Regions from separate parts of the Mus musculus genome. Here region 2 is linked to region 1. Evidence: chromatin loops called from intact Hi-C (ENCODE). Cell type or tissue: gastrocnemius. All regions are shown on one strand. Links, peaks and the distances in the headings refer to the core of each region. The heading gives the core; the rest is flanking DNA.

The links. Hi-C counts contacts between places; a loop is a spot of excess contacts. Peaks named below come from ENCODE experiments on the same cell type or tissue, not always from the same donor. Only the 100,000 strongest peaks of a DNase experiment are listed, where the experiment ranks them.
Region 2: a loop joins it to region 1, with 4 times the contacts of the local background. A loop is called at or near these places in 13 of 42 quality-filtered maps.

What each region holds. Positions count from the first base shown.
Region 1 is chr6:51,181,218-51,189,542 of GRCm38, reverse strand. No RefSeq gene overlaps it. Among named protein-coding and RNA genes, the nearest start is that of Gm32328, 19 kb to the right of the region's middle. In gastrocnemius, for the core only: no CTCF peak of the experiment used is centred there; a DNase peak (open chromatin) is centred at 3,853.
Region 2 is chr6:52,309,505-52,317,829 of GRCm38, reverse strand. Evx1 (even-skipped homeobox 1) reads right to left here and starts at 4,332. Exons shown (of 3, transcript NM_007966.4): 1 at 3,559-4,332; 2 at 1,836-2,092; 3 at 1-1,297. The coding sequence starts at 3,985. The coding sequence ends at 731. It overlaps Evx1os (even skipped homeotic gene 1, opposite strand), which reads left to right and starts at 2,998. Exons shown (of 4, transcript NR_038163.1): 1 at 2,998-3,059; 2 at 4,260-4,526; 3 at 5,000-5,077; 4 at 6,933-8,325. In gastrocnemius, for the core only: no CTCF peak of the experiment used is centred there; DNase peaks (open chromatin) are centred at 860, 1,229, 3,786 and 4,052; H3K4me3 peaks cover 1,398 bases.

The DNA of each region.
Region 1 (8,325 bases), core at 315-8,314:
TTTTCCTCTCTATGAAGAGGGGAAACCCAGCAAAGTGGTCGAAACTTCCATCTCTATTATGAAGGGACCAATGTGCCCCTCTCCCCATCATCCTAAGTTATTTAGTTGACCTCCCAGGACCGTGTCACCAAACCACCTTAGAAGGCTTTCTTTTTGCTCAGTCTAAATGAGAAAGTCCAGTCAGAGCCAGTCAGAGCCAGTCAGAGCCAGTCACAGAGTAAAGTCTCAAGGCTTCTGCTTACCTCAATGAAATTCCAAAATAGTGGAAATAGTTTATATTTGTCTTTTCTAATGTAAGATTTAACCTTTAGTTCTTGAGTAACCAGAGACTGTTGAGTCTGGAGGGGGATCTTGGGAAGTTAATTACAATTAAGTGTGGCAGGGGCAGTGAGGTTCCAAAGGTCAAGTTAAAGCCCCAGCAGCAACCGCCTCTTCACTGACACCAAGGAGAAAGGCAGGTAGTGTTGCTCTCTTTATGCCAGTGCAGGGTCTGGTTAACAATAGAGTGTGCCTGGAAGTAAGGTAAAATTCAAAATATATGTCTGAAAACAGAATTGATGTCCCCCTTGAGGAAGCAAGTGATGTTTTGTGCAATTAAAGCCTTAGTAGGAGAGTGACCATCCAAGAGCAGATACTCAGCTCCAACTCCATCCCCAGAAGTTGTGCGATCTAGGGTAGCTTCCTGCTTTGGTCAGAGAGATAGAGTTGGCTGGGTTCCTAGCATCCAGTATGGGATCCCTGTTATGATGACATCTCTTGGCTTTACTGTCAACACTGATACACTGATGTATACACATCCTTGATGGTAGCCACAAAGAGTTTCTTTACTACTCACCCAGAGCATCACTGAACCTCCATGTGTCTTATGCCTGTCAAGGCTTTCTGGAACCCACACATCATCTGCGTCATCATCTCTCAGCTGATTCCTATTCTGTACACCAAGGTTCAGGGCCTCTTTTCCAGCTACAGGCTCTTTGACAGTCCCTGTGTGCTGCTGCCATGACATACACACAGCTTCGGTCCTGGAATTCTGACTGGGGTGGTGAGGGAACGAAGAAAGGATGATGCACAGAAACAAGTACAAAAAGCTGGGCTCAGGTCTGATGTGTGCACTCGGATGGAATGACCAACTACGGCAAGCAAGGACGGAATGTTAGCGTATTTATTATGTACAGGACAGGGGGAAGATTTAACTAGTCTTCGTAGGGGGTCTCTGTAGGCAAGAAGTCTCAGGCTGTAAGAGGAAGAGGAAGCCAGAATCATTAGTTTTTGCACACAGTCATCAATGGGCCACAAACACTCATGCTGAACCTGATCCACATGGGGAAAGGCCTTGCCAATCGCTCACGGGTCTGGGGCCTCCTTCCTCCCTGTAGTGGGCTGTGCTATCTGGTGTTTCCGAAAGCCCTTTCAGCACTCAGCAGCTCCAAGCACCACCACCACCACCACCACCACCTCCCCCCCTGCCCCCGGGAATGTTTAAATCCAGGAGAAAACAATGCCTCTGGGGGCTTTTTCTTTACTTAGTTCCTTTCACAACAAATGCTTCTTCCTTCCTTTTCTATCTCATTCTCCTTCCTTGCCTCCCTCCCTCCCTCTCTCCCTGTCTTATTCCCTCCCTCCCTCCTTCCCTCTCTCATTCCCTTCTCCCTTTCCTCTCATGTAACCCGGGCTGATCTTGAACTCACGGAGTAGCACATGAGCTTGAACTTCTGATCCTCCCACCTCTAGCTCCCCAGTGCTAGGGATACAGATGTGCACCACAAGGCTTGGTTTATGCAGTGCTCAAGATCGAACCTATGGTTTTAACACCCCTGGTCCCTTCTTTTCAAGTTCTTCCCAGGTAGAGATTTCACCATGTCCTCTAGAAGCCTAGTCTGGTTAAATATAGTCAACCTGCCCAGGACCATCCATCTCCCCTGAGTATAACTCTACCTTCTCTTCTTCTTTCTAGGACATCATCTGCCTTCTCTTCCACATTCTCTCTAGGTTATGCCGACTCTGGTGCGTTCTTACTTGCACGTTTGCTTTCCAGGACTTGCTGCAGTGTAGTCTCCTTTTTTTCTGAAGAAAAGACTGAGGTTCAACGGACTCAGCTCATTAGAGTCCAGCAAAGAAGTATTAACCCAACTGTCCCCAGACTGAGAGCAGCACACAGCTTGTGGAAGAGCCAGAGCCATGTGACACTGTGACACTATGACAAGTGACACTGTTATGGAATGACCGTGTCCACTCCCATGTGGAGGCTTAGATTTCTCACGTCACCATCTCTGGCTCTTATGCTAAATCTGCCCTGCTGGGTCACCACACTCAGAATTTTGTTTCTGTCCTCATAATCAAATAAATCAGTTTCCTCCTGATGTGACAAATCCAGGAGATAAACCAACTAAAAACATTTGTTTGGGGTTCAGAGGTGCTGTGTCTCTGGGTGTGCAGCAGATCATAGCAGAATATAGCGGTGGGGTGGAGCTGTTCAAGACCAGGTAGCTAGTAGAGAGAGAGAAGTAGGTTCACTGTCAAAATACAGTCCTCAAAGAGCACCGCAGTAGGCTTCCTAGAAGGCTTGATATTATTACTCAGATTTTGAATGCATTGATGCGATGAAGGTCAGAGCCCTCGAGATTCAATGGTGTCCGTAAGTGTACACACACACAGAGAGAGACAGGAGAGAGAGAGAGAGAGAGAGAGAGAGAGAGAGAGAGAGAGGTATGTTTTACTAGTCCTCTTGGAACCTTTTAATCCAGGGATGGTCATGATCAGATCCTCACTCACAGGACTCTTCCAAACTCTTAGCAAGGCTCTAAGAGGGGTCCTTGAGCCTCGGCTCTCTACACACATTACCCCTATCCTGCCATGTTCACTGGCCTCACCTGTTATTTTAAAACGAAGCCACAGGCGTATGCTTTTCCCACTTATTCATTCAAAAACTTTCTATTGAGTGCTTGCTATGGGCACAGCACTGCTTCTGCAAACAGTCAAATGGCATTGAAAGAGGATTAGGCAAAAAGAGGAATTCAACTAAATGACCAGGTGGGAACCCCGGTCCACAGATCCTCTGGAGGGTACTGTTTTCCAACATATATCCACCAAATAACCTCTGTGAGAAATCCTAAAGAGGCCTGAAATATCCTATAGTCTAGGCAAAGAGACTTTCTATTTAGTGAAATAGGCCACCTCTCACTAATATACATAGTAAGAACACGCAAGCCAGCCAGCCAGCCAGCAAACAAGCAAGCAAGCAAGCAAGCAAACAAACAAAAGTCTTCAGGGGCTGGTGAGATGGCTCAGCTCATAAAGGGGCTTGCCTGGAAAATGGGGTGACCTGAGTTAGATCCCTTGATTCCACACAAAGATGGAAGGAGAGAACCAGCCTCACAAAGTTGACCTCTTATCTCCACAAGGGTCCTAGTGCGTGAGCACCATCAGCACACACACACACACACACACACACACACACACACACACACACACTAAAATTGTAAGAAAAAATGATAACAGGGCATGGTGATACACACCTTTAATCCTAGCGCTGGGGAGGCAGAAACAAGCAGATCTCTGAGTTCTAGGCTAGTCTGGTTTACACAGCGAGTTCTAGGAGCCAGGGCTACACAGTGAAACACTGTTCAAACAAAATCAACCAACCAACCAAAACCAAAAAAACCCAAAGCATTTGATTTTGTTCTCTGTATCTTTTTGAATATTACTAATTTTCGCCAGTCCTATGAAGTGATAGGGATTATAATTATTCTAATCATAGAGGGAGCCAGAGCCAGAGAAAGAAAATTCGCCTCGCCTAGGGTCGCACAGCTGGCCAGTGGCTGAGCCAACACAGCAGGCAGCCTGCCTTGCTGCTCCACTCCAGAACACATTTAAAATTGGAAGTTGGCACAACCTGGGCGTGTTCTCTAGCCTCCCAGAGGAACAGATGCGCAGCTTATGTTAACTTTGGGATCTGCCTTTCAAAACACAACTGTGTCCTAGAGAGGAGCAATTGGATTCTCCTAAACTTGGCTCCCGATTTGGTTAAACAGAAGGTGCTGGTTTAAGTTTGGGTTCTCCAACCCTGATGCCCTTGATGGATTTCCCTAGAGCAAAGAACAAAATGGCCCATTAAACAGGACAACGAGTGACGGTTGGCTGAGACCTTTAAGAGTAAGTATTCCTCACGACTTAACTTCCCAGGTCTAGACTTTCACTCTATTTCCTTCACATTCATAGCATTTCGGACGAGGAACCCACCAATAAGCATCCAGAGGCATAGACAGTGGTCCTTGAGCTTCTCCAAGGTCCAGAAAGAAGAGACAGTTTGAAAAGTCCTGTCCACACATAAGACTGGGAATACACAGGAAACCTCTTAGTAGCTGTTTCCAGAGAAGGGATTTCCCTGGTTAGGAACAATACTGTTCATATCAATCAGCTACACAATAAATATCTCCTATCTGTGCGCTGGACATGGACAGCCCCAGCAAGAAGGCATGTGCTGTCTTGTAAGACTAAGGGCTTCACCGTTGACACCAGAAGCTAGAAGTTTTTGTTTGTTTGTTTGTTTTCTGAAAAGTCTTCAAGTCTTTGTAAGAGAAACTATGTATAGAAGAGGCAGGCTTTTCTGAAAAATCAAACAGCTGTCGGCTCCTCTCATGAAGGACAATAATTAATTTCTCTAAAGGAACAAGCCTTATAATTAGAATGGATCTGGTGTTAGTCAAATTTTTCAAATGTGGGGTGAGTTAATAAAAATGCCTTCTTCCTTCCCACCTCTCCCTTTAATTTTTTGGAGTTTGTATGGAATACAAAGAGGAAGTGAGCCCATCTGTTTCTGATACTTCCAGACTTGAAGCATCAGAGTGTTTTGAAGCAGTTATTTGATGTTTAGTGTGCCTCTAAAGTATTTTCCATACGCTTGAAGCCTGCTCCTTTAATGGCAAGAAGTCTGTTTTCACAGATTTAGATGTCAACTTGACACTTAAAAATGAGAAAGGCCAGCCCCTAAGTTGCGTTATCCCTCGACTCCTTTATTTTTCTTTACCCACCTGTAGGGAGAAACATCCCCCAAAGAAACAGAAATGAACGCGCCCACAGGGTTTTCCGTAGGGTCTCATCTCCTAATTCTCCTTTGGCATCAAGGTAGCCTTGGTGTTAGGAAAGAGCTGCCCTTCTCCGGAGGTGGAGACCGACCATGGCCCCAAGGAAGGAAGGAAGAAAGGAAGGAAGGAAGAAAGGAAGGAAGGAAGCTGGAGACTTGTTTCTGTGGAAGGATTATGGGTGGGTGCGGAGAGAATAAGCTGGGTATCGCTCTGAAAGCGATACCCAGCTTACAGGCTGGCTCGGTACTGAGCATTTGCATCTATGTGGGGATGGGAGTGGGGCACAGCCGAGATCATCCTGGGGATCCTGTTAAGCCTATCTTAGTAAGCTCAAGGCGCTAAAGGCACCTCTAAATGCTAAACTCCTGCTGGAGCACATCTCTCAGTTGGGAACTAGGGCATCAAGGACAAACAGAATCTGAACCCTTTTGCCACTTATCGAGGCAGTTCTAAAATTGTTTATCAAAGTCTCAGCTTGAGCTGAGCATCCTTTGGCCGTTCCCCAGCATGCAGAACGGGAAGGGCTCTGTCTCTTCCGCAGGCAGTTCAGACTGCTTGGCCAGTGCCGCAGGGCAGGCCGTGGGTCCCCAGCTGCTGTGGAATGACTTGTGGACAAAAGGCGATATTAAGATTATAATGTTTGAATAATGGTTTTTGTTTTCCTCGCAATGAAAAATTCTAAGCAGGAACTAAGAAAGAAAGAGGGGACTATACAGCACAGGTTGTCGCTTTCCGGATACCCAGCCACGCCTCTCTCTGCATCCCTCCCCAAAGCGTCTCCTCTGCTCCCCCTTCCCTGTTTTCCCTTAGCTCATTTGAGGGATCGTAATAAAGACTGTGAGCAGCTTGAATGATTTTATTAGTATCCAAGACTTCCACATTTCAACGTATGCATATGTGTTACTTGTAAATTTGTACAGGGAAAAGATAACACACACACACACACACACACACACACAAAACAAATACAACAAAACAAAACACTATGTATGGTAAACTGACCAGAAAAGAACCTGGTGTATGGAAACCTTGGCTTTGTGTGGTATGTGTGTGTGTGTTTTGATTTTTAAAAAGCCATAATGTATTCGTTACTGCTTTGGTTAACTAAGCCATTTGAGGAGGAGGAGGAGGAGGAGGAGAAGGAGGAAAGAAATAAAAACAAATAAACCAAAAAGATCCCACATGCACACGGGGTCGGGAGTGGGGAGGAAAAAGAAAAGGGTTAAAAAGTAAAAAGAAAAATATTTAACAAAAGCTTAAAAAATATACAATGACTTTTACAAGAATTCAGCCTATGAATTTTACAGTCACCAGTTAAGGAAGGCGTAGTGCACCCTGCACTCAGCACTATTTACAAAGTCAAGACGTGAAGTTGGAGGACAGCTTGCTGAATAAATCCAGTTAGATTCTTAGGAGGAGACCGAACAGCCAATCCCCAAAACATAGAAGAACCCAGAGGCCATGGGAGGAATTTCTTAGTTTACCAAGGCTAATTTAAAACAACTTCATAGTTTAATAATATAAGTGCAGTTTTGAAATGCAAAAAGATACTCAGAAAAATTTCAAGAATGTATTTACATATTATTTGTATATAAAATAATTTAAGATATGTAAAGCAAATATCTCTATACATATATACACAGATAAATATATATGCAGTGGCTTTCATTGGTTAAGGATGAATTTTGCTTTCCCTTATTCATTTTTATATTATGAATATATATAATTTGGGTGTTGAAAATAATAGCCATACAACAAAATACATTTTGAAATCTATATTAGCCCACAGTCAAGTTCAAGGGAATAACATTGTTCAGGAGTGGGGGAGATGGCTTTGGATTGTTCTTTCAACCGGCTTCGGGTAATTTCCCATATAATCCAAACTCAAAAGTGAAGCAAAAATGTGTTCATTTCAGAGATACACTTTGTTTTTTTTTTTTTTTTTTGTTTGTTTTGAGACAGGGTTTCTCTGTATAGCCCTGGCTGTCCTGGAACTCACTCTGTATACCAGGCTGGCCTTGAACTCAGAAATCCGCCTGCCTCTGCCTCCCAAGTGCTGGGATTAAAGGTGCGAGTCACCACTTATCTACTATCTATTTTCTTCAGATATTAATTTTTTACCTTTACACAAAAGCCAGTATTCTTGCACATTTTAATTTTATGCATTTATTTCATGTCTACGTTAATACAGATTGTGTCTCCACTCTTTTATGGCACTCTGGGAACAAAACATTCGTTTTAAAAAAAGCAACGATACGCAAATGCATGAACATACGATCGTATACATATACATTCTTACTGTTAATTTTAAAAGCACTCACTACGAAAAGGACTTCGAAATAAACAAAGCCAACGCCTCCCACTGTGCTCTTAATTTTCCTTTTTTTTTTTTTTTTTTTTTTTTTGTGGCTGATGTTTGTCCACAAAGGCAAATGAAGTCTTTAAAATGTACATGAACAAGCGCCTTCCAGCTGTGAGCATGGAATTGGCCAATCAGTTTTTATTCAAAGAGATTTGTAAAATGCCACTGTAACATTCCTGCTTAATTCCTATCTGGCCAGGACTGCTGCTTTTCTACAGAGCATGCCAGTTCTCCATGTCTTTTTCTTATTCAGCCAGAAGAGAAAATGAATGAAATCACCCTTTTCACATATTCATAAACAAGAAAAATGGAATGAAAATGTATTTATTTTTTCACCGTCAGCAACTAACTTTATATGTTTAGGATGTGTTTCAAGTTTTCATTTGAGCTATGTTTGGATGCTTTAATCATCACTACTAGCTAAAGGAAACCAAAATGCACAGAGTTCTTTTCACAGCCATCTGCCACCACAATGAAAGGACTTGGCTCTGGAGTTTATTGGTTATACGCTTTATTATAAATAAAAGTGTATTGCTGTAAGTTTATGATTTAATGATAAACAGAACCATTGCTTTGTTGCTGGAACCCATACTATCAAGAAGTGGAAAGAAGTGAAAAGCACTAGAGACGTAAAATGAAGAGTGAACTGGGCCCATTTGCTCTGTTTAGAGGCCTGAACACAGCCAATCATGCGTTTTGTTAAATACTTGTTTGATGATATTCTTAATCACATATCCTTCGTCGTTTGCTGGTGTTCTCAGGTGCTGTTAATAAAAACCAGTATTCCTAAAAGCACAAATAGATTGGAAGCAGATGTTGTTAGTAAAAACGGAATTGGCAAAAGGAAAAAAGTTTGCAATTTAAAAACGGACTAATGTC
Region 2 (8,325 bases), core at 134-8,133, 1.1 Mb before region 1:
AGCCCCTGCCCCTTCCCTGCCAATGTCAAACCGGAAGGGAGAAGGCTGGAGCTGCACAGGTCGGGTCGTGAGATGTCACAAAGCCAGAAATAGGGAAAGAAGTCAGTGGCTGGTAGAGGGTACCACTCCCCAGATGCTGTGTAGTTGAGGCCCTGGGAAGGTGAGCCGGCTCCCAGGTTCCTCGCCAAGTGGCAAGCATCTCCCTAGCAGTAAATCATCTCTCCCCTAAATGGCTGGGATGTTGCCATCAACAAGCCCCCTGCCATGCGTTGGAAAAGCTGGTGAAGATTAATTTCTACCTGCTCTGCATACACAGCATTTTGTTCCAAGAAACAGCGAGTTCCCTTCGCAGCTCTTGCCCTTGACAGGAGAGTGGGGGCCCAGTTGAAGGGTACGAGGGGCTTGGGAGTGGGTTGTTCCCGGGTAGCTGTTGAACCAAGGCCTCGACCTCTGATAGAGTGGTGGTTTCGGTGGAGAATGGCAAGGCCTGGCCACCCCAGGGGACGCTTTCCCACCCCATTCCTGCTCCTAAGCAGCCAATGTCGCTTCTGGGGCTCCTGGATCCTCTAGGCGGAGTCCTTTATGGTGTCCCCCCCCCCACCTCCACCTCCTTTCCCCTGTGCATCTGAGAAGAGAGGTGACAGGTGGGATGCTGGAGGAGCCCCGAAGGCTCCCCCGACCTCCACCCCACGACGTCCATCCTGCAGTCGGCAGCCCCGAGGGCGCCCCCTTATCTGGTGAGGGGCACCTCCTCTCTCTGGTCCAACGCCGCCACGGAGGAGGCCTTGCTGAGCACAGAGGGGGCGAACGTGAGGAAGGAGTCCGAGCGGGAGGTGGAGGCACAAGTGAAGTCTGAGGCGGCGGCAGCGGCGGCGGCCCTGGGCGCCAGCCCGTTGGCCGGGCCGCTGTGGCAGGCGAGGCAGGAGCAGGGCCCGGCGGCAGCGGCGGCGGCGGCCGAGGCGCCGAGTCCGTGCGCCGGGCCGGGATAGAGCGGCGGGTGGCGGAAGGCGCACAGCAGTTCGGGCCGTGGGTAGGGCTGCGAGAGCACGCGGAAGGTGTCGAGCGGGCGCAGGGGGCCGCTGAAGGGCGAGGCGGCGGCCGAGGCGGCGGACGCGGCGCCCAGGCCCACGGGCGAGTAGTAGGGCAGGGGCAGGTGCGACGGGAAGGGGTAGGGCAGGCCGCCCGCGGCCGCCGCGTGGCTCATCATGTAGGTGTAGAAGGCAGGGTCGGCCGGGTGCGGCCACGTCATGGCCAGCCGCTGACGCTTGTCCTTCATGCGCCGGTTCTGAAACCACACCTGAGGAGAGGAAGAGGAGCGCCTTGGAGGGCTGCGCCAGGCCCAGGCCCATGGCTGGGGGTGGGTGGGGTGCGAGGGCCATGCTCGCAGTGAGGGGGGCTGGGGAGTGGGGGGAGAGTCAAAAGCAACTCCAGCTGACAAGGGCAGGCCACCAACCCAGATGGAAACCCTCGGGAGCAGGACTGGGCAGCCGCTCAGCCTGCCCACCGGGCTTAGCATCACAAGCTGGAGTGAGGGTACTAAGAGGAAGGCCTGCCTCAATGGATCTGGGGAGGCAAAAGACATTTTCCCATAGATTTAGGGCTCCCTGTTCTTTGGGGACACTGTCACTTGCAGTCACCTGTCTCCGTAGTCTGTTTGCCTAGGAAAAGGACGGGAATCTTGGCAGCAGTGGCTGACTATGGACTGTCAGAGGGAAATTCTGAGTGTACCAGATTGGAGAGTCCAGGCCCAGACGATTCAGCTGCAGTAGACCGTTGACATCTCCTTCCTACTAACCTAGGTACATAGCCACCTCGAGGATCCTAGCCCAGCCTACCTTGATGGTAGTTTCAGGAAGGTTTAAGGCTGCTGCCAGTTCGCATCTCCGCGGTCTTGAAACGTAGTTCTCCCTGTAGAACTCTTTCTCCAGCCTTGCAATCTGCTCCCGGGTAAAGGCCGTGCGGTATCGGCGCATCTGGTCACTGGCGCTGCAGGCCAGGGTGCCTTGAGAGCCGCTGCCGCCGCTGCCACCGTTACTCTTGGGGGCCTCGCTGCCACTGGTAGGACTGCTACCCAGAGCATCGGAGCCTGGCGCTGCACAGGAGCCCAGAGCACACAGGTGCACATACAGAGACACAACACAAATACACAAACAAATGCTGACTTCAGGCTGGAGGAGGGGCATTAGAAGGAGAACCCCTTAGCTTCCTCAGTCACTGATTCTGCTGGGGCTCTGGAAGCTTCACCGGAGAGGTCTTGACACAGAAAAGGTTTGGGGCAGGCTTAAAGTGGCTGTTTGGAAGACCTGGACCTAAGGCATACTGGGTCTAAAGGCTTCCCTTCCGCTTGCCCCTGGGTGCAGCAAAGGGCATATCCCCTGAACTCTCTGCTTGTGTTGGTAGGGATGGGTAAGGATGTGCCGGAACACTGAATTCTTGAGGTTAATGTATTGTAGCTTGTTGGACATACAGTGAGCTTCCTCGATCTTGTGTGTGTGTGCACCAGTATGCCAGTACCAGGTGTGGGGATGTGTGTTGGGTTGCACCTATTGCAGGAGTGGTATATTTTGAGTATGGGTTGTGAGGACATGGTATGGTAGAGAAGCTGGGTTAGATAGATGATAAGATGATAGGAGATGGAGGTGGATACTTAACAAGGTGGTGTTGGCTGCCTAGGCCTAGAGGTAGAGGCAAGCCTTTCCCACCCATTCCCATGGTTTTGTGGAGGTGTGTCTGCTGATGGGCTTCCAGTCTTTCATTCCTAGGAGTGGATATTGTTGGTATAGAGAGACTCCCTTCTGAGCTATCCACCCCCACTCCCATTAGCCCCTGGTGAGAAGGAGCAGTGTAATTAAAGTACCAACCCCTTAGACCCACCCCAGAGGAGGGTGGGGCTCCAGCCCCCCTGCAGCTGCTTTTCCTTTGGGTGGAGAAGTGAGACTGAGGGAAAGAGGGAGGGGGAGGGCCCAATCCCCGCCTTTTCAAATGCAACCGGAGACCAAAGGCAATTAGACCATTGGGACCATTTCCGACCTGGCGCCGCCAGCCCGGGAAGTGACAAGGTAATTTGGACCTCTGACCGACGTGCAAACTGGTCGGAGGGCTGCAGCCCTCCGGAGACCAGAGTCCGCCACGATTTTACGGTCCTTTATATTCTCCGGGCTTCCGCGCCTCCTTGTGCCTTGCTCCCCTCCAGTCAAACTGCCCGGACAACCGTTTGATCTTGCCCTACCCGACGGATGTGTCTTTCCGTCTTAGCTGAATCATTCCCACAAAACTCGGGGGTTGGGAGGTTGGGGTGCGTTTTGGACCCCTCAAGTCAAGACTTGTGCCAACGCTGACATTCGTCCAGGCACAACTGTCACTCTAATGGGATAACACGAGAGCCCTCACACACACTAAGGTGCAGAGAGCAAAAGAGTTGTTCAGGTGCCCCCGCCCCACTCACCCAACCCCCAGCCATCCTGCCCCAAGGGAAAGGAGCATCTTGCACCTGGCCTGAGATGAAGGGAACTGTGGGTGGAGTGGGCGGACCGGGGAGCGGAGGGGCAAGGTGGCTACCTTTGCTGTGCTGGTACTCGGCGTTCCCGGTGGCGCAGTCTGGGGTGCAGCTCACCTCGATTTCTTCATAGAAATCCGATTCGGTGTCTGAGCTACTAGGTTGCCCTTGGCCAGAGAGGCTGTCCGCGGAGGGGACTGGGGGTCCCGGGCCAAGCATGGCCGCTCCAGCAGACCGTGGCTCGGCGCCCAGCCCTGCAGCACTGCCTGCTAGTCCATCGACCGGCTCCTCCTCCTGGCCTCCCCCGCCACGCTCCCGGGAAGTCGGAGGGCCGGCTCGCGGGCTCAGGCAACCGTGGGGCACCATCTTCTCTGGCGGTTCAGGCAGCGGGCTGCTCACGGCTTCGGACAAATTAGAGACCCTCTTACCAACCAGAGTGCCAAGCTGACCCCCATCCAGAAACATAACCATGTCCTTTCGGCTCTCCATCCCCGGACTCTCCAGAGGGGGGGAGGGGGAAAACCCCCAAGTAAGCTCCTAATCCCAGGCTCCCTGGGATCTTGGCTGAGAAGAGGAGCTAAGGCGACAAGGCAGGCGCCGGGTAGCCCCAGCGCCGTGTCGACGGCGACCGCGGAGATGGCAGTGGGGAGCTAGGGTCACCTTGTGATGCGAGCGCTCCTCTGTGCCGCACCGCCTCTGGGAGGAAGCCCCATTGCCCTCTTCTTTCTAAGCTGTCATCCTCCTGCTGCAATCGTCATTACAGTACCGCTGGTGACGCCACTCGGCGAACGCAAGTGGATAAATAGAAACGTCTGCCACAGTGAAGATGAAAGGAGACCCGCAGCTAATGGCTCGGCAGTGATGCGCCAGGTGTGGGCCTCGCTCGAATGGGGAGGAGAGTGTGAAAACAGAGAGACACACACACTGGGAAAGGGAGACACCCAGACACAGAGGATGCAAATGGAATTCCGCACACAGAAAAGGGAGCGCTTAAGGCGCGCAGCGAGTTCCACAGGGGCAACAGGACTTGGTAATTGAAAAATGCTTTTGAAATTTTATTTTATTGTTGTTTTGACTTCTGTTTTCTTAACCTGGTGTCTAGATCTAATACTAATGAAAGAATCCATAGCTACTCTTTGGAAGCTGTTTACAAACCCAGGTTTTCTGAGTATTAATACAACCGCTTGTCTTTTTTTTTTTTTTTTTTTTTTTAACCAGCTACTGAAAAGGTACCCTCCACCTCAGTTGTCTGGGGAGCTTGAGCCTAAAGTACCCGTTCCTCCCTCATCTCCCCAACCCCATCTGTCTCCCTCCTAAGAACCAAACTTTATTTTCATCCCCTAACAGCCAAAAGATATCGTTTTCCCCTTTGAGAACCGGCCTTGTGTGCTAACACAGTGTTCCTCGATTTTAGAAGAAGAAGAAAAATCTCTCCCCACCCAGATCACCTGGCTAAAATTCGAAGTGTTCAATGAGTTGTTGTTGTTAATTATCTCTATCTAGATGGCCTGATTTGAATTTGGATTGGCTCTTCATAGAAGAAAACATCTTTTGGTTTGGCTTATCTCCGGGCTATTTCAGGTATGTCGGTTAGGGAAAGGGTCTAAGATTGGCCTTTCTTTTTCTGTCTGTATTTTAGGTATTTCTACAGAGTCAACGAATTCTGCCACAAACGGCGTGTTCTAATGAAAAGGAGCTGGCAATCCGGCCCCCTGCTCTGGTAGTACGGAAGGAGCCCAGGTAGAAGGTGCTGGCCTTCTCTGATGGTTTTAGGGCAGCTGTGGGTAGATTGTGTGGCAAAGAGTATCAGCAGGGTTTGAGCTTGCAGGGTCCTCTCCTGGGCTCTACCCAAAAGAGATTTTCTGTGTCCAAAGCTAGAGGTAGGAGAGAAAGTTGTTGAAATGTCATGGGGAAAACAAAAAACAAAAACAAAAAACAAAAACAGGCAGTAGGCGGGGTGAAGGGACTAGGCTAATCCTCTGAGGAGGTGAAGGTCTGGACCTGTGGAATTCTGGGACTTGGTGTTTGGGAGAAGGAGTAGAAGAATCTCCTGCGGAGCCTGGCAGGTGGGCCAGATTGAGGGGCAGAGGTGAGCACCCTCCGAGTTTAGCTCCTCCATCCCCCTCTCTGGCTCCCCCTGCAATATTTTCCACTAGTGAGCAGCCTGCCCTCTTAGCTGAAGAAGCGGGGGGTGGGGATAAAAACTCCTGTGTCCCAAGGCAAAGCCCCAGCTTCTAAGAAAGTTCCTGTGATTCCCTCATTGTCCTCTGTCTCCTACCCTTTTCTCAGTTTCTCTCTACCCTTCCCTCAATCTGGCTGATTTAGGATTATGGAAATAATGGAGGAAGCCAGAGGTTTAGGAAAACGACTCTGGCTTTCCATTTCTCTCCTGATGCAGCAAATGTTTGTTAATCTTGCCTGGGGAACAAGGGCAGATGACAAGAAGGGTGGTATCCAAGCAAATGTGTCCACTCCCTATTAACCCCCAAAGCCAGCAGTTGCTGAACACTGCCAGCCCAGAAATCTAGAGAAAGATTTCAGAGGCCAAGGCAGAGATGGGGTCAAGGGGATAGTGAGTTCTCGGATCTTCTCCTGCCCTGAGGAGATATCCACCAATTCTGGCTTGTCCTGGCTTTCTCACTCCAGCCAGAGTCTGCTTGGTCTCTCTGTTCTCTAGACTCCTGAATCTGTCTCAGGGCTGCTGCTGCTGCTGCATCTTCTGGGGCTGGGCCTGTGAGACACCCACTCTCCCAGCCCCCCCCCCCCCCCCCCATGAACTAGCCACTACTTCACTGCCCTCCCTCTCAGAGGGAGGCTGGTCTGACTTCCCTGCCCCGCCCCCAGCTTTGCATTCAATGGGAATGTTCAACGTTTGATCCCCTTTTACTCAGCATTTTCCCTAGAGATGAAAGCAGAACAGAATTGTGAGATCAAGGGGTGCCATTTAGTCTCCTTCCTGGGTCAGTCGGATGGAGCCAGGCTTTCCTTACATCTCCAGGAGGGGCCTCAGACTCTCTGAAGGCTGCAGCCTCCTGTCTGCTCCAGATCTGAGCTTCATGAAAATCCCTTCTCAGCCCACCCCCAGTCCCAAATTCCTCCCCAGACCCCAGCATAGCTTTTTAAAGCAGCCTCCATCTACTTAGCATCCTAGTTTTGAGGTCCCTACTTGAACCTCTCCCTACCTATGCCGATGCTTAAAGAGAAAAAAAAAAAAAAAAGAAAAGAAAGAAATCCAACTAAATGTCACTTCTAATATCAGCAATTGGCCGACTTCAAATGAAGGGAGTAGAATTTTTCACTGCAGATGAAAAGAGAGTGCTGGAGAAAGACACGGTTTGGGGGTTTTTGTTCTGTTTTGTCTTGGGTTGTTACTGTTTTTGTTTTTCTTCCTGCTTGGGAAGTGTGTTTTAATCTTCACTATCGTTGTATTATGAAGGTTATTTACTGAGCAGCGGAAGAAGGAAGGAAATTTCTAATAGCGCGTGAAGCAAGGTAACCCTTCGAAAGCAAAGAGAGGTGACAGCCACCTTAGTGGAGTCCGCCCCGGTGCATCTCTCCGCTGCAGCCCCGCCGACTTGCAGTCCTTCTCCTGCTGGGGCGATCGGCTCAGATGCGGCCAGTTCTTCGAGGATTGGAATTCTCTGAACTTCAAACGCTGTGGGTTTGGCTTCCGCCCGGCTAGGAGGGATAGAGGGTGGCTGAGAATCCTAGGGAGCCAAGGGGAGATAAGTCGCGCCAGTCGTTTTAAATGGAATCTAAACCTTTGCTTGGGCCACCGAATGTGGATCCCCACGGAAACAGCTTCGCTTCGCAAGAAAATCCGGCTTGGGAGAGAGGCGGCTGCGGTTGTGGGAGCTGTCTAAGTGACCCGAGGCCCGTGGGGCGTGGTCGGCAGTGGTCCTGAGCGGTCCAGAGCACCTTTGCACATGGCTGGCTGAAAGGCAAGGGTGAAAGTCCAGGGACCTGCTTTCTCCCGGGGAGAAGGGGTGAATGCGTCGTCTAGGGAAAGAAAAAGAAATGAACTTTTCTTTCGTCAAATGTAAGAACAAAGAGAGCATCCTTCTAAATAGTAAGAGTCTCCCAGCTGTCGTAGATACTGTCCCCTGGTCCTCTGTGACCTTTCAGGTTGTGACAGGGATTATTTCCGCAAAGTTTCTGTGACTCTGGGTCTTCGCAGCTAGAGGGGTTGGCAGTGGGAGTATCTATCAGTCAGCTCCACTTCTCCCAATACAGCTGTCCAGGCCTCTTTTTGAGCCCAGACTCACTGAGTGGTGCGCCCCTTGGGGGAACATCCCCCGCCCGCGAGAAAAGGTTTACTGAAAGCCAAACTCCAGAGGTTCAGGCTTCCAGGAGTCCAGAGATCAAATAATCTGGACGGATTCCCTTCCCCTGGAGGCAGTGTTCCGCGCAGTGGGCAACAGAGAACAGTTCTCCTCTTCAGAAGGTTGAGCTGGAGTCTTCGCAAACGCAGTTAGGAGAAGTGCTCAGCCTCTGGGCCTCCTGATGTAAAGGGCACAGGTATCTGAGGCAAGAAATGGGGTGCTTCATGGCCCCCAATGCCTGATACTTCTCAGAACCCCAAAGGTATCCAGTCCTGCCTATTCTTCCTCTGGATCTGTTTGCTTAGTCTACTGAAAACCAGCGTCTAGTGGCTTCCTGCCCCTGTTCTGTCTCTGCAGTCTAGAAGCCCATCTCCCCACCCCCACCCCCAGCTCACTGTGAATACTGACAGCAGTGGGGAACAGACCCACCATAGGACTGACACCCCAGGCTCTTCTCACCTGAGGCTAACTCTGTCCCTTTGGACAAGGCCTGGATGAGCCCAGTGT